Linked DNA regions of Homo sapiens: region 1 is linked to region 2. A link is an interaction called in ENCODE POLR2A ChIA-PET data of the cell type or tissue named here. Cell type or tissue: CD4-positive, alpha-beta T cell. All regions are shown on one strand.

Region 1 (8,000 bases), 60 kb before region 2:
TTGGTCTGGGTTTGGGAGAGATATTGGTCTATAGTTTTATTTTCTTATAATATACTTGGTGTTCATAGAAGGTTAATTCTGGCATCATAAACAAGTTAGTATGCATTCATTCTATTTTATAGAAGAGTTTATGTAAAATTAGTTTTTCTTCCTTAAGTATTTCCAATAAAGCCTCCTGAACCAGAGTTTTCTTTGTTGGAAGAATTTTAATTACTAATTCAATTTATTTAATAGCTATAGGATTATTATCTATTTCTTCTTGGGTGAGATATGGTGTCTTTCAAGGAATTTGTCCTTTACATCTAAGTTCCTAAATTTATTGGCAAAAAATTTATAATATTCCCTTACTATTTTAACATTGGTAGGTTCTGTAATGATGACCTCTTTTTATTCCTGATAGACGTTTTTCATCTTTTTTCTTGGTCACTTTGGCTAGAGATTAATCAATTTTATTCATCTTTTCAAATAACCAGCTTTTTAATTTTACTAATTTTTATCTATTATTTTTCTGCTTTGCAGCCAATTTTTTAACCTGTAAAATATCTTGCTTTCTCCTTACTAATCCACTGAAACTTACCTCAGAAATGTCCTAAATGGCCTTTCAATAAACAAACACGGTAGCAATTTATCTCCATATTTGTACCCTATTCATCACTGCCTCGTTTTTAAAATTTTATTTTCCCTTGGATTACAAGAGAGACTACAAACTCTGCTGTCCTTTTACCTCTGTAATTACTTCTCCTTACGTAGTTCATTTTCTCTTCCTATGTCTCATCCCATTCTCTCTTGAGTATTACAACCATCTACTTATCTTCCATTCTCATCGGTATGTAAAGGACTTAAATATTTTTCTTCATCTCTGACTTCTGTGACCTGCAGAAGCTCATACACATCTACCTACTAGACTGAAAATCCTGCAGGGCTTCTTAGATATAATCTCCAAATTTGAGTCATTGTCATTACTTATCTCTTTCCAGATACAGGGCATTTGGACATCAATGGGGCATTTTACAGTTATTCATATCTCCATATATCCTTGGGAACAAGGTAAACAAATATGGCTAGATGCAAAGACAAGTGAATTTGTAACTGGTGAAATAACTTTAGCAAACACAGAAGATTCATACATGAGTTATTCATTAACTGTCTTTCTCAATGGACTGATGGCTATAGGGGATACTGACCACGTCTGTCTTATTCACCTCTGTGATACAGTCCAACAACAAAGATACTCAAAGAGAGGTATAGAATTCATGTTAATTAGAATTGTAGTTGACACAAAGTTAAAAGAGATTGGAATTAAATTATGTTTACTAAGAGAAAGAAGACCCAACAATTTCTTGAAGGATGAGTCCCACCTAACAAGATGGAGATATTAATATTAGGTAACAATAGATAATGATAGCTAGTATTATTGAGGGTTTACTATGAGCTGGGAACTGTGCTAAATGCTCCTTATCTCATTTAGTTCTGATAATTCTTTGAAGTAGGTACCCTTAAGATTGCCATTTATATATGAAGAAATGAGGTTTAGAGAAGTTACGTAACTTACCCAAAGTCACACAGCTGGTAAAAAACAGACACAGACTAAGAAACCAATACTAACCCCAAAAGCCATCCTCTTACCCAGTTGTCTATGCTCAGGTACAAATAACCCACCACACAAACACAGGATGAAACATGGCTTAGCAGTGTTTAAAAATAAAAACAAAGGGCTTTGTTCAAAGTCAAGTGAATCTAATTGACTGTGTTATGTGGCCCCAAGAGAACCCATTATCTTCAGAGAATTAGAGGTAATACAATAGCTCCAATAATGGAGGTGCTGACTTTCCTCTGTTTGTGGTGGTCAGACCTCAACTGCAGTTCTGGATAAAGTTCATGGCCTCATACTTTAATATATGTGCACTCTATGCAGATAAACTGGGATATATGTCAGTTCTATACACATGCATTGTGACTGAAGTGAGGAAACTTCATCTTTGAGAAGAGAAACTTCAGATTTGGGGGACAAGGAAGATAAACTTACTTCAGATTTAGGGACGCTATCACCAACCATTTGAAAAACTGTTTAGATGAAGCATCTTTTCCGGGCCTCCAGGGATGAACTAACACTAGTGGTGAATGATAAAGCATGAGAGATTTCAGCTGACCATTGAAAGCTATGAGCTCCCTCTCTCCAAAAGTGCAGAAGTATTCTGACAGAGGCAGGGTTCACTGTGGCAGGGAAGTTGACAGCCATGGCAGGAGCCCAGTCCTTTACCTCTTTGTCCTGCTCCTCCAGAAATTTCATCTCTACTGAATCAGTTGCTCAGCTCTGCTACCCAAACTTCTATCTCCCCAGTGGACCCTTTCAGCTTATCCTTTATCATGTGTGGTTCTCTCACTTCTCTAGAACACTTTGACTAGGCTTATCACACTGTGAGTATCCCAAATTTCCTTGCACTGGAACTCCAGGCCTCGGAGCCCAAAACCATACCCAGCCACTTAGTTGCTGTCCTATCCAGGCCAGTCTATGGTTCCCTAACAGACGATTAAAGTGGGAGAAGAGGGGATACCGACATCAGATGTGGCATTTGACTGGATGACCTTCTAGCCCCCTCCATTTCTGAGGCTCTACAGGAAAAGCTCCTCCTCCTAACTTCCCATTCTATATTAATGGCAACATCTGTGGTTCTTCTGGTCTCCCATACTCAAAACTTCAGAGCTGTCCTTGCTTCCTCATTCTCTCTCTCCCGTCATACCCAAGTTTTACTGGTTACTCTTTGTAAATATTTCTCACAATTTTCCTCTCCTTTGGGTTCCCACGGTCACTACTGTATTTCAAAAGCTCTCAAAATATTTTTTCTAGACTTGAAATACTCCTCAGTTGACCCCCTCTGCTTTCTGTATCTTCTCCCCAATCCTCTAAATTTCTTTCCCAATACAGTCTCTACACTACTCTCAATGCAATATTCCTGAAACTCTGATTAAGCATGTCACATTTTTGCTTAAAAAACCTTCCTTCTGAGGCCAAGTATGGTGGCTCACACCTGTAATCCCAGTACTTTGGGAAGCCAAGGTGGGAGGATTGCCTGAGGTCAGGTGTTCGGGACCATCCTGCTCAACATAGTGAGATGCCATCTCTACAAAAAAATTAAAAACTAGCTGGATGTGGTGGCACGCACCTGTAATCTCAGCTACTAAGGAGGCTAAGGTGGGAGGATCACTTGAGCCCAGAAAATCAAGGCTGCAGTGAGATATGGTCATACCACTGCACTCTAGCTTTGGCGACAGAGCAAGACTCTGTCTCTACAAAAATATATATATATATATATTTTAGTTAGCTAGATGTGGTGGTGCAAGCCTTTAGTCCTAGCTACCCAGGAGGCTAAGGCAGGAGGATTGCTTGAGTGTGGGAGGTTGAGACTATGGTGAGTCAAACTGCACCACTCCACTCCAACCTGAGCAACAGAGTGAAACCTTGTCTCAGGAAAAACACACAAAAACCCTTCCTTCTGACCCCTCCCTACTAAATGAATTTTGGATTTCGTAGAATGTTATTCAGAACCTGACTCTAATCTATCTTTCAGTGCTTACTCATCTTTTTCTTACACTGAGCACCTAACCCAGCTTCACTCAGTATAGCTTCTGGCACTTGTATACTTAATAAATTTGGAACGAATTAATTAATGAAGAGGGAAGTCACCCACTAAAGGAAATTTTAGGAAGTGGAGACGAACTCTTTAGAGCAGAGATGTTTCTATAATCTTATATGTACCTTATGCTAGATCTATAGAGATAATTGAATTAATGTTTACAGGATTGTGTGTGTGTGCATGTGTGTGTGTGTGTGTGTGTGTGAATGAGTGTGTGGAGGTAGAAAGAGTGTCACTTTTCTTCTCCCCAGCTGGCCCCCTGTAGCTCAGGATAGATGAGACTAGGCACCATGAGGGTACATCTACTAGAGGCTGAAAAGCTCTAGTCTACTACATGAAAGCTAATGAGAACCACAAAGTCTATTATAATCAACTGCTTTTAGGACCTGGAGCCTGATCTAATCCTAAACAGGTCAGCCCTGCAGCTTGACATCCAGGCTGTCTCTACCCATTTCTTACTTAAACAAATGGTGTCCTAACTCTGCCTCAACACCATTTGCAAATTATTTTATCTCCTTTCATACATTACTGAATTTGACTTAATAACAAATTCATGTTGCCTGTTGGCATAGCTCCTACTGTCTCCAGTAGCTTTTCTGCCATGTTCTCTGGCAAAGACATAAGACTTAGCAGGGCATCCTCTATTAGTTACTAGATACATCGCTGAACATTCTTTTGAGCCAGGGACAAGAATATGCACAAGCACATTCACTCGCAGATCTTAGCATAAGGACTGGGTGAAATCTTGTTTTCAAGCTTGTTTCAAAACAAATCTGGAAAGAGATGCCACCAGAGTCTTGTGGCTGCAGTTCAAAGCCCCAAAGGGCCGCACTGGGCTCAAAGCAGCGCCTTGAGCACTCGAGCTCCAAACACATGCTGTTGTGTCTTTGCTCACTTCATACTAACCACACGGAGAAAATAGCGACAGCCTCACCTTGCTGTGCCCCCACAAACCTGGCTGAAACCACAACATCCTTCTCATATATGGCAGACTCCACCATGCGCTCCAGAGAGTGAGGCTCACTCTTCTCCCAACAGATTTCACGGTGAGCCCATTTCATGGTAATGTCCTTTTAAATTAAGGAGAGCTTTGCACCATGCTCCCTCCAAAAGCATCCAAGGGAATAGCATCCTCAATCGGAAAACATCATTTAGCTTTCTGATGCTTCAGGAGCCCTTTACAAATTATTTCGGAATTTAGCTACCCTTTATAAAGTTTGCCCATTGTGCCAGGTGCATGCTTGGCAAGTTCCTTTAAAATACTAAGATGCATATATTGCTGTTTTTTCTTTCAGAGGGCAATTTCCTCCAAGCTGATAAACATGTTTCTAAAGACTGCATTTTCCTAAGGAAGCTGGGAGAAGTAGCGAGCAATAATAAACACTTATTGGATATGTTGCATGTGCCAGCTACTATTCTAAGCACTTTGTAAGAATTAGATCATTTAATCCTCATGTATAGGGAACCTTAAAAGGTGAGTATATCACTAGCCTCGTTATGTAGAAAAGGGAGCTAAGGCATGAAGGGGTTAAGGAGCTCGCCTGATTCACAGCCAGCAAAAGGCTAGGATTCTCACCTAGGAAGGAATCTGTCTCCAGAGTCTTTGCCCTTAACCATCTGACTAGACTGCTTCTCTGTCACCTATGGGCCATGTACAGGCATCATGAGGTATGACCAGGCATGTAAAGTCCCCAAGAGCTTCTCTGAGCTAAGGACTGAGCCTCCTAACCCTCTGCATTTTGAGCATCTGCTCCCTACTACAGAACTTTGCATGGCCGGGCACAGTGGCTTACACCTGTAATCCCAGCAATTTGGGAGGCTGAGGCAGGTGGATTATTTGAGCTCAGGAGCTCAAGACCAGCCTGACCAACATGGTCAAACCCTGTCTCTATTAAAAATTCAAAAATACCCGGGCAGTAGTGGCGCATGCTTGTAATCCCAGCTACTCGGTAGGCTGAGGCAGGAGAACCACTTGAACCCAGAAGGCAGAGTTTGTGGTAAGCCAAGATCGAGCCACTGCACTCCAGTCTGGGTGACAGAGTGAGACACTGCCTCAAAAAAACTTTGCCACTGGGGCCTTAGCTTATGAAACCTGATTTTCTTGAGCTATGTACCTCTTTTGCAGCTACTTGGCTTTTGTCACCTGTGTTCCTAATGTCCCTATCCTCACTCCCTGATTCTGGTCTCATATTTCTGGTCACAGTATTCTTTTGTTTGACCATCTGACCTTGCCCTGGGTCATCCACTCACTGACTAGCCTCCCAGCTCAGCAAGAAGGGTCTAAACTCTTTGTCATTGTAGACACTTTAGACTGATGACAGCAGAACAGATGAGCCCCCAGAATACGCTCCTCCAAATCAGCCTCTCTGCTGCAGAGGGGTCATGATAAATTCAGGTTCCTCTGTAAGCCTAGTACCTGCTTGTAATGGCCCAACGGAGGAGCATGTGCTAGAACTGAATTTCTTCAACTGCATGATTATGAGACACGGGGACGTGGGCTGCAAACACAGATGATGAAGACTTAGCAGGCAATTAGAAAATATGTAGCAGGCTAGACTTTTCCACAAATGGCTTCTCAATCTATTTTTAAACCTTCCCACTTTAAAAAGTGAGCACGAGATAGATTTTGCTTTTCTTTTAATTCTTCTAGAAGAAAACAGAGCACAAGCACTATGATAAACAGCAATGGCTGGGTGCGGTGGTTCACACCTGTAATCCCAGCACTTTGGGAGGCCAAGGCAGGCGGATCACCTGAGGTCAGAAGTTTGAGACCAACCTGATCAACATGGAGAAACCCCGTTTCTACTAAAACTACAAAATTAGGCAGGCATGGTGGTGCATGCCTGTAATCCCAGCTATTCGAGTGGTTGCAGCAGGAGAATTGTTTGAACCTGGGAGGCAGAGGTTGCAGTGAGCCGAGATTGAGCCATTGCACTCCAGCCTGGGCAATGAGAGTGAAACTCCGTCTCGAAAAAAAACAAAAAACCAAACAAACAAACAAACAAAAAAATCAGAAATTGACCTTCATTTTCAGTGCTGGAGAGGCCACAGGGCATGGCAAGGGCTGTCACACATTAACTGGCTGCTACCAAATGTTACCGGGTAGTGCTGTGGGAAGCCAGAAACTCAGACATTTATGTAAAATCTCTTAAATTTTAAGTATTGACAACCAATTCAAATATTTCACAACACTATGTGGTCCAGCTTTGTGTAAATCAAATAAATACGTTCGTGGAGCTTGTATATATGGCCTGTGGCCTACCAATTTTTCAAGGTCAGATTCAAGCAAGTCAGAGAAGGTCTGGGCTTGGCAGTGAGGGCACAGGCTTCAAGTCAAGGCTTCACAGTTTAAAACTATCTGCCCAGGGCCACCACTAGCTCATTCAGGGCCCTTGGGTCTCCTCACAAGGCACTCTCTTGGAGGATAAATGATAAAAAGACATCCCTTCCTTCAGACTGATGTAGCACATGGCAGGGAACAACAGACTGGCTAACAAAGGTTAGCTTCCATTCTCCTCTCAGCTGGTTACATTATTGCAGAGCATAAGCCACCCGACCACATGCAGCTGCCTTAGGTGGCCCCAGCCAGCAAACCTGGACACTCAAACCATATGGGTGAAAAAATTTAAAAATCTGAGGAAGGAAGACAATCAGCAGCCAAGTTCTCCAGTTGTTGCTCTTCAATTCCGAGGCTGCCAGTCATTTGATCCCTGGGAGTCTAGGGGTGCACAGTTGGCAAAATCAGAGCTACAAGCCTCTTGACAGCCTGTTTTCCCATCACCTGCATCTCTGGCCCACGCTAGACACAGAAGGTTAGAAGTGAGATACTGCACAGATACGTGGGATGAAGTTGAGCCTTGAAGAAACCTATAAGTGGTAGAGTAGGACAGGCCCCAAGAATAAGCCTGCAAACACATTGCACAACCTGTTGATTCATTTGCCCACAATTCCTTTGCATTAAGAGGATGTTTAAGCCGGGTCCGGTGGCTCATGCCTGTAATCCCAGCACTTTGGGAGGCCAAAGCAGGCGGATCACAAGGTCAAGAGATCAAGACCATCCTGTCCAACATGGAGAAACCCCGTCTCTACAAAAAATACAAAAATTAGCTGGGCATGGTGGTGCATGCCTGTAGTCTCTGCTACTTGGGAGGCTGAGGCAGGAGAATAGCTTGAACCCGGGAGGCAGAGGTTGCAGTGAGCCGAGATCATGCCACTGCACTCCAGCCTGGCAACAGAGAGAGACTCCATCTCAAAAAAAAAAAAAAAAGAAAGAAAGTGTTTAGCAATGCACCTTTGTGAAACTTTCAATTTAATCTGCAAGACTAAACTGAAATGGAAAAGCCAGCACAGTTTCCTGTAACCACC
Region 2 (8,000 bases):
GACATATATCATCTTGCCTTTCTTGGTCTAGACTGACTTCTAATGACTAACTCAAAGTCAAGGCAACTGAGTAATGTCAGCTCAGCAAAGTGCAGCAAACCCATCTCCCACAGGCCTCCAAACCCTGGCTGTTCACAGAACCACAAAGGGCAGATGCTGCACAGAAAACTAGAGAAGGGGTCATAGGTTCATGGTTTTGTTTGAGATTTGTTGCTACTGTTTTTCTGTTTTGAATTTTCTTCTTTGTTCTGTTTTTACTTTATTTAGGGGGACTAGGTGTTTCTGATATTTTAGTTTTCTTGTTTGTTTTGTTTTGTGTTGTCTGTGAATGGGGTTTTAACTGTGGATGAATGGACCTTATCTGTTGGCTTAAAGGACTGGTAAGATCAGACCATCTTATTCTTCAGGTGAATGTTTTACTTTCCAAAGTGCTCTCCTCTGCACCAGCAGTAATAAATACAATGCCATAATCCCTTAGGTTTGCCTAGTGCTTTTGCAATTTTCAAAGCACTTCCATAAGCATTCCTTCCACCTCCTTGATAGGCATTTATGGAAAGCCTGCTACATGTCAATCATACTGTTAGGCACAGGGGACCTAAAGACACATAAAAGGATGGCATTCTGCCTCATAAATTGCAAAACCTAATGAAAGTGACTGCTTGGTAAACAAATTATTATTATATTATAAAATGCTATAAAAGAGCCATATTGAAAGTGCCCTGTTGGAGACAGGGCAAATGCCACAAAAATGATGTAAATTTACATGGAGGAAAAGTAGAATCTGCCTGGTTTGTAGGCAGCAGAAGACATTTTTCATCAGTGGGCAGGTGTTCTTTACCTTTTGTAGAAATGGGAGTCAAGTCTCAAATAGGAGGCTCCACAAAATCTCATGCCAGGTCTCTGATACCTTATTCACAGAAGTTCTTTGAAGTATTTATTGTTATTTTCTTTGACTTATGGGAAAACTGGGACACAGGAAGACAGGTAAATTACCCAACCTCACACGTTAAGTCAGAACTGGGAGCCATAATTTTGTATCCCTGGTATAAATAGACAATCTCTTGAAGAAATGAAGAGATGACCATAGAAAAACATCGAGATATCTCCAGCTCTAAAATCCTTTGTTTCAATGTTGTTTGGCATATGTTATCTTTGGAATTTAGTGTCTGAGCCTCTGTCTGTTACTGTAGTATTTAAAATGCATGTATTATAATCATATAATCATAACTGCTGTTAATTCTTGATTATATACCTAGGGACAATGTGTAATGTAAGATTACTAATTGGTTCTGCCCAATCTCCTTTCAGATTTTATTAGGAAAAAAAAATAAACCTCCTGATCGGAGACAATGTATTAATCAGAAGTGTAAACTGCCAGTTCTATATAGCATGAAATGAAAAGACAGCTAATTTGGTCCAACAAACATGACTGGGTCTAGGGCACCCAGGCTGATTCAGCTGATTTCCTACCAGCCTTTGCCTCTTCCTTCAATGTGGTTTCCATGGGAATTTGCTTCAGAAAAGCCAAGTATGGGCTGTTCAGAGGTGCACACCTGCATTTTCTTAGCTCTTCTAGAGGGGCTAAGAGACTTGGTACGGGCCAGGAAGAATATGTGGCAGAGCTCCTGGAAATGATGCAGATTAGGTGGCATTTTTGTCAGCTCTGTGGTTTATTGTTGGGACTATTCTTTAAAATATCCATTGTTCACTACAGTGAAGATCTCTGATTTAACCGTGTACTATCCACATGCATTACAAACATTTCGCAGAGCTGCTTAGTATATAAGCGTACAATGTATGTAATAACCATCTCATATTTAATTAAATGGTATAGAAGAACACTTTGTGGCATGCCTGTTTTCTCTGGAAACTGTGGTTAGACGGATTCCCAGAATGGACCACACATCTCTTCAGCTCCTGAAAACTCACCTCCCCATGAGTCCATGGAAAAAATTGTCTTCCACAAAACCAGTCCCTGGTCCCAAAAAGTTTGAGAACCACTGCACTAGAAGACAGCCTACTAGTGGTTAAGTCTCAATGTGTCAATGTATTTAACAGAGAGAACAGAGAGTGTTGCTTCACTCAACAGGTGGTTCAGTGGAAGCCCTGCATGGACACCTATTTCACTTGATATACCTAGTCCCTGCAGTCTGCAGAGTAGTGGCTGGAAATTAGGCTTGGCAGAATTGGTGGGGGCCAATGATTAAGCATTTGGCATGCCAGCCTAAGAAGTTGTCATCTATTTTGCAGAAAATAGAGGGGCTTGGCAGGATTTTAATCAGGAATGTGATGTGAAATATATATTTTCTGTGCATGTGTGTATCAGGTTTTAGGAAGGAATCTTAATTCAGTAGGATATAAATATAAAATAATTCTGGCATTTCTTTAATTACTTATCTCCAAAGATGCTCCACTGAAAATCCCTTTCTGAAGTAGATTCCTTTAAGTGACCAAAGCTTAATTCATCTAGTTTTAAGATGCAGTCTTATATTCTAACTAAAGCCACACACACCCTATCATAAGCTTGTGGTGAGGGGAACTTGGAAAGAAAGGAAGATAATAGCTTCTGTTCTCTTGACTCCTCCCCCTTCTTGGCCTCTTCCTCCTCTCTTCTTCCTCCTCTTTCCCTTTCCCCTCCCCCTTCCTACTTTTTCTTGTTCTTGTTCTTCCTCTTCTTCCTTCTTTCTTTTTCTAACAGCTTAAAACACCACACATTTCCTATCTCACAACCTCTGCGGGTCAGAAGTCTGGGCATGGCTTAGCTGAGTCCTCAGCAAGGCTGCAATCAAAATGTTGGCCCAGGCTTGCTTCTCTTCCAGAGGCTCCATTGGCAATGGGTCCGTTTCCAAACTTACTTAGGTTATAGTAGAATTTATTTTCTTGTGCTTGTAAAACTGAGTGCTCCAGCTTCCTGATAGCTCTCACTCTCGGCTCCTAAAGTTCACCCACAGCCTCCTGTCATATGACCCTCTTCATAAGCTTTTGTGTTTTTGTTTGTTTGTTTGTTTGTTTGTTTTGACAGAGTCTTGCTCTGTTGCCCAGGCTGCTGGAATGCAGTGGCACCATCTCAGCTCACTGCAACCTCTGCCTTCCAGGTTCAGGAGATGCCCTGCCTCAGTCTCCCAAGTACCTGGAATTACAGGTGCACACCACCATGCCCAGCTAATTTTTGTATTTTTTGTAATGGAGATGGGGTTTCGCCATGTTGGCCAGGCTGGTCTCAAACTCCTGACCTCAGGTGATCCACCCGCCTTGGCCTCCCAAAGTGCGGGGATTACAGGCGTGAGCCACCGTGCCTGGCCCATAAGCTCTCTTTCAACAAAAGCTTGCTTCTTCAAAGCCAGCAAGGGAGAGTGAGTCTACCAGCAAAATGGTGTCTTATATATGTGATATGACCACAGGCGTGACATTCCATCATCTTGCCATATTCTTTTGGTTAGAAGCAAGTCAGAAGTCCCATCCATACTCAAGAGGAGGGGATTATATAAAGACAAGATTTTCAGGAGTTGGCGATCGCAGGGGCCACATTAAAGCCTGTTTGACACACAAGCTAACTCAGTCATGCCGTTTTTAGTTCAGTCTCTTATTAAATCTTTAGTCAAATTCAGATTTCTTCTCCTCCCATTCTCCTGAGAGTTTTAGATACACGGTGCTATGAATTGAGTTGTGTCCCCCCAAAATTCATATGTTGAATTCTTAACATGCAATAGCTCAGAATGTGACTTTATTTGGAGATAGTTTCTTTAAATAGGTAATCAATTTAAAATGTCATTAGGGTGCAGCATAATCCAGTATGACTGGTGTTCTTATAAAAAAAAAAAGGAAAATTTAGAGACAGACATGCACATAGGGAAAACATCATGTGAAAAATGAAGGCAGAGATCAGGGGTGATATTTTTAAAAGATAATAAGTATCAAAGATTGATAGAAAATCATCAGTAGCTAAGAAAGAGGCATGGGACAGATTCTCCCCCACAGCTCTCAAAAGGAATCAACCCTGCTGGCACCTTGATCTCAAACTTCTAGGCTCCAGAACGGTGAGACAATAAATCTCTTGTTTAAGCCACTCAGTCTGTGGTGCTTTGCTATGACAGCCCTAGAAAATGAATGCACATGGTACTGGGAGAAGGAATCTGGGGCCATGTGACTTCTTTGGACTCCCCTGAGCTCTAGCCTTCCTGTCTTGTCTGTGGATGGTATCCCGTGTTGTGTCTACTGCTAATGTGTCAGGGCCCATCATGTTCCTTTGAATGTGGATGATCCACATCCTGTCTATTAACTGGGTCTCTATGTGTTGTCCAGGAAGCTTCTTTCAGCCTCTAGACTTCTCTGCCTCTTCAAGCATGGGAAGTAGTTGGATCAAATTTCCTCTTTAGAATGATCCCCCTGGTGAAGGAAGAGAATAGGTCATATGACAGCTAGACTAGAGCCAGGACAGATGGACTTTTGTGACCTCTATGCCCGCTTAGGGGATGCCACATCAGGTCCAAGGTGAGCCTGAGGCTAAGGCCAAGTTGGTCTTTGTGCCACCTTTATCTCCTTGTCAGAAAAGCTCTTCCTTCTTTTCTGCCACCCTTCCATCTACCAGTACTTACTAGTTACTAAATATCTGAATATCTGTTTCATTCCAACAAGAACATAGATAGTAGAACTTGTGGGGCTCCAGGGAAATCCCTAGGCCCTGGAAAGAGAAGCTTGCAGTTAATAGCTTTCTGGGTGTCTTCTTACTGATTGGCTGAGAGTTAGATAAGCTAGAGCTTGAGTGAAGGGCTTTTATCCTTTTCCTCCACCTCCACAACATCTTATAATATGGAATCAGCCAGCCTGCCTGTCCCAAGGCCTTTGCTCTTGCCGCTCTCTCCATCTGAAACGTGGTTTCTCTGGATCTTTGTGTGGCTGGCTCCTTCTTATTATCCAGGTCCTAGCTTCTACGTAACCTCCACAGAAGTGGTCATTCTAATGAAAACAAGACCCTCCTCCTGATAGTCTCTATCATGCCTCCCTGTTTATTTCCTCCAAAACTCCTTCCTCAATATTAACTACCAATTATTAATCACTAATTCATTACTAATTATTAATAATTTATTTTTGATGATTGTTCTTATTGCCTCTCTCTGATTCTAAAATTCAAGTTCCATGCAAGTTCCACTTCCTATATTATTCTTGGAATAAAACAAATATTTAGTAAGTACTGGTAGATGGAAGGGAGGAAGAAAAGGAAGAGCTATTCTGACAGAGAAAGATGGCACAAAGAACCACTTGGTCTTAGTCTCAGACTCACCTTTGACCTGGTTGTGGTGTCCCCTAAGTGTGTACAGCAGTCACAAAAGTCCATCTGACCCTGCCCTAGTCTGGCTGTCATATGACCTATCCCCCACCCCCACTGCGAGTATCTTTCTAAAGAGGAAATCTGATCAAGCTACCTCCCTAACTAAAATCCCTTAGTGGCTTTCCAGCATGGCACGTGACATAGCTTGGATTCTTGTCCCCATCCAAATCTCATGATAAAATATAATCCCCAGTATTGGAGGTGGACCCTGGTGAGAGCACCATCCCCTTGGTGCTGTCCTCTCAAGAGTGAGTGAGATCTCACAAGACCTGGTTGTTTTAAAAGTGTGTGGCACCTCCTCCCACCCTTGCTCCTGCTTTCACCATGTGATGTGCCTGCTCCCCCTTTGCATTCCACCATGATTGTAAGTTTCCTGAGGCCTCCTCAGAAGCCAAGCAGATCTTAGCACCATGCTTCCTGTAAGCCCTGCAGAACCATGATCCAACTAAGCCTCTTTTCTTTATAAATTATCCAGTCCCAGGCATTTATTTATAGTAATGCAAGAACGAACTAACACAGCATGGAAGGCTCTTGATGATCTAGTGTATTACTTTCTTGTGGCTCCTGTAATAAATTATCACAAACTTAGTGGCTTAAAACAATACAAATTTATTTATTCTCCTGCAGATCAGGCATCAGAAGTCCAAAATCAGTCTTCTGGGGCAAAAATCCAGGTGTCAACAGGGCTGTGATACTTCTGAAGACTGCAGGGAGAATCCGTTTTCCAGCTTTTTTCATCCACCAGAGGCCACCTGTATTCCCTATCCCACAACCCTAGCCCCTTCCTCTATCTTTGAAGTGGACTATTTCATCCCCTGTTTCTATCATGACAGTGCCTTCTCTCATATTGACCCTCTTGCCTTATAAGATTCCTTGTGATTACACTGGGTCCACCTGCATAATCAAGGCTAATCTCTCCATCTGGAGATCTTAATATAATCACATCTACAAAGTCCCTTTGGCCATTGAAGTAACATATTTATATGTTTTCATTATTAGGATGTGGGACACTTTGTCAGGGACAGGGATTTTTCAGCCTACCTTTTTTCTTCACCTTTTGCCACCACTCTCAGCCTGTGGTCTCAATTGCCAGCCTTTACACTTGCTACCCCCATTGTCTGGGTAGTTCATACCAGTCCCTCAAGACTAGCCTCAGGCATTGCCTCTTCTGGGAATACATCCTCTTACAGGCCAGGATATGACTCATGGGTGCATTCCTAATAGCACTTCACTTATTTCTACTGTCACCACACTGATCTGTAATTACTTGATTTGTCTGACTCTTCTGGGGGCTTGTAAGCATTCTGGCACAGAGAACTATGACTTACTGGGGCTTACATCTCTTGCTAAACACAGTACCTAAAATTTAGTAGGCATTCCCTCATAAACATGAATGAATGAATCAAAGAATGAATAAACATTTAGGAAATGATGTTGTGTTGGTCAACTTCTTTCCTCATCACTGTTAAAGATAAAAGAATGCCAAGCCAGGTTGTTCAGACAGAAGCAAGCACCACATCCCTGAGAGAGCAGCACATCTGGGCAGCCATGTGTGAGAAGTCGGTTGCATTCCCCATACACAGTTGTCTTTGCAGCTGTACTCTTAACCACTGTAACCACAGAAGTGGGGAAACAATAGGGTGGGGTGAAGTGAAAAGAAAATTTTCCAAAACTTCATTTATCTAATAAATACAGATATTTAATTGTGTTTTTTCAGTTATTTAATTTTAGATTCATATGAAATTCTACCCTAATTTCTGAATTTTAATGGCTTGTGGCATTTGTGTGGGCATTTGTGTGTAGCTTGCAATGACACAGCTGTTCAGACAAAGAAAGTGTGATGCACAAAACCTATGAGGTCCAAGGAACACATTCATGCTCCTCAAGACTCAGGTAAAAGTAGTGAAGCAAACAATATGCAAAGCCCCTGAGGATTGAAAAATAAGGCTTACATACTGAATTGTGCTGAAACACTTGAGTTCATCTGGAGGGCCTCTCAATGGTAAATTGTTAGAACCAATTTGCCTTTACCCTAAGTAAAGATTTTTCATCAAGAAGAGGTGGAAAACTTACAGAGACTGAAAAGGACCCTCTTTTTATGATAAATTAGTTCCTGCAAAGTATGAACTGCACTAGTCATGACACAAAAACTATGCAGAATAATCAGAAAACATTTTATTATTAAGCTTATCCACTGATAGACTGAAATATTACTTTTAGAGCCTAAGAAAGCATTAATTTAATTAGAGCTTCAGTAAATGCTATAGTGTCAGACTGATAAACCTGTTTGCTACATAATTATAAACTTTCATGAATTTCACAGTGTGAAGTTCAAGTGTGAAGTTGCCAGTGTAGAACTGAATGATGCTTAAAGCTTTATTTTCTCAAATAAAAAATTTTAATAAAATAAGAGCAGATAAGCTAGGGTCATGCTCAGTGGTGAAATTTTAAAAGTACTCCATTATATTGAAGGATAAGACAAAAGAAATTCTATTGTCACTTCATTTAACATGGTTTTAGAAATTCTAAGAAATTCAATTAAACAAGAAAACACAGTAAAAAGCATAAATATTGAATAGGAGAAAATTAAATCGTCATTATTGGCAGATAAAATTATTGTATATATGGAAAACACAAGAGAATCAAGTAGAAAACACACTACAAGACACAG

Evidence for each region. ChIA-PET counts read pairs that join two places held together with the same protein. Peaks named below come from ENCODE experiments on the same cell type or tissue, not always from the same donor. Only the 100,000 strongest peaks of a DNase experiment are listed, where the experiment ranks them.
Region 1: POLR2A ChIA-PET joins it to region 2 with 63 read pairs; 7 of 35 experiments call an interaction of 5 or more read pairs at or near these places.

The regions. Positions count from the first base shown.
Region 1 is chr5:35,818,236-35,826,235 of GRCh38, forward strand. No RefSeq gene overlaps it. Among named protein-coding and RNA genes, the nearest start is that of IL7R, 35 kb to the right of the region's middle. In CD4-positive, alpha-beta T cell, no CTCF peak of the experiment used is centred here; DNase peaks (open chromatin) are centred at 1,602, 4,526 and 5,306; H3K4me3 peaks cover 490 bases; H3K27ac peaks cover 6,811 bases.
Region 2 is chr5:35,877,763-35,885,762 of GRCh38, forward strand. IL7R (interleukin 7 receptor) reads left to right here. Exons shown (of 8, transcript NM_002185.5): 8 at 1-1,841. Among named protein-coding and RNA genes, the nearest start is that of IL7R, 25 kb to the left of the region's middle. In CD4-positive, alpha-beta T cell, no CTCF peak of the experiment used is centred here; DNase peaks (open chromatin) are centred at 2,079, 4,109, 6,529, 6,889 and 2 weaker places.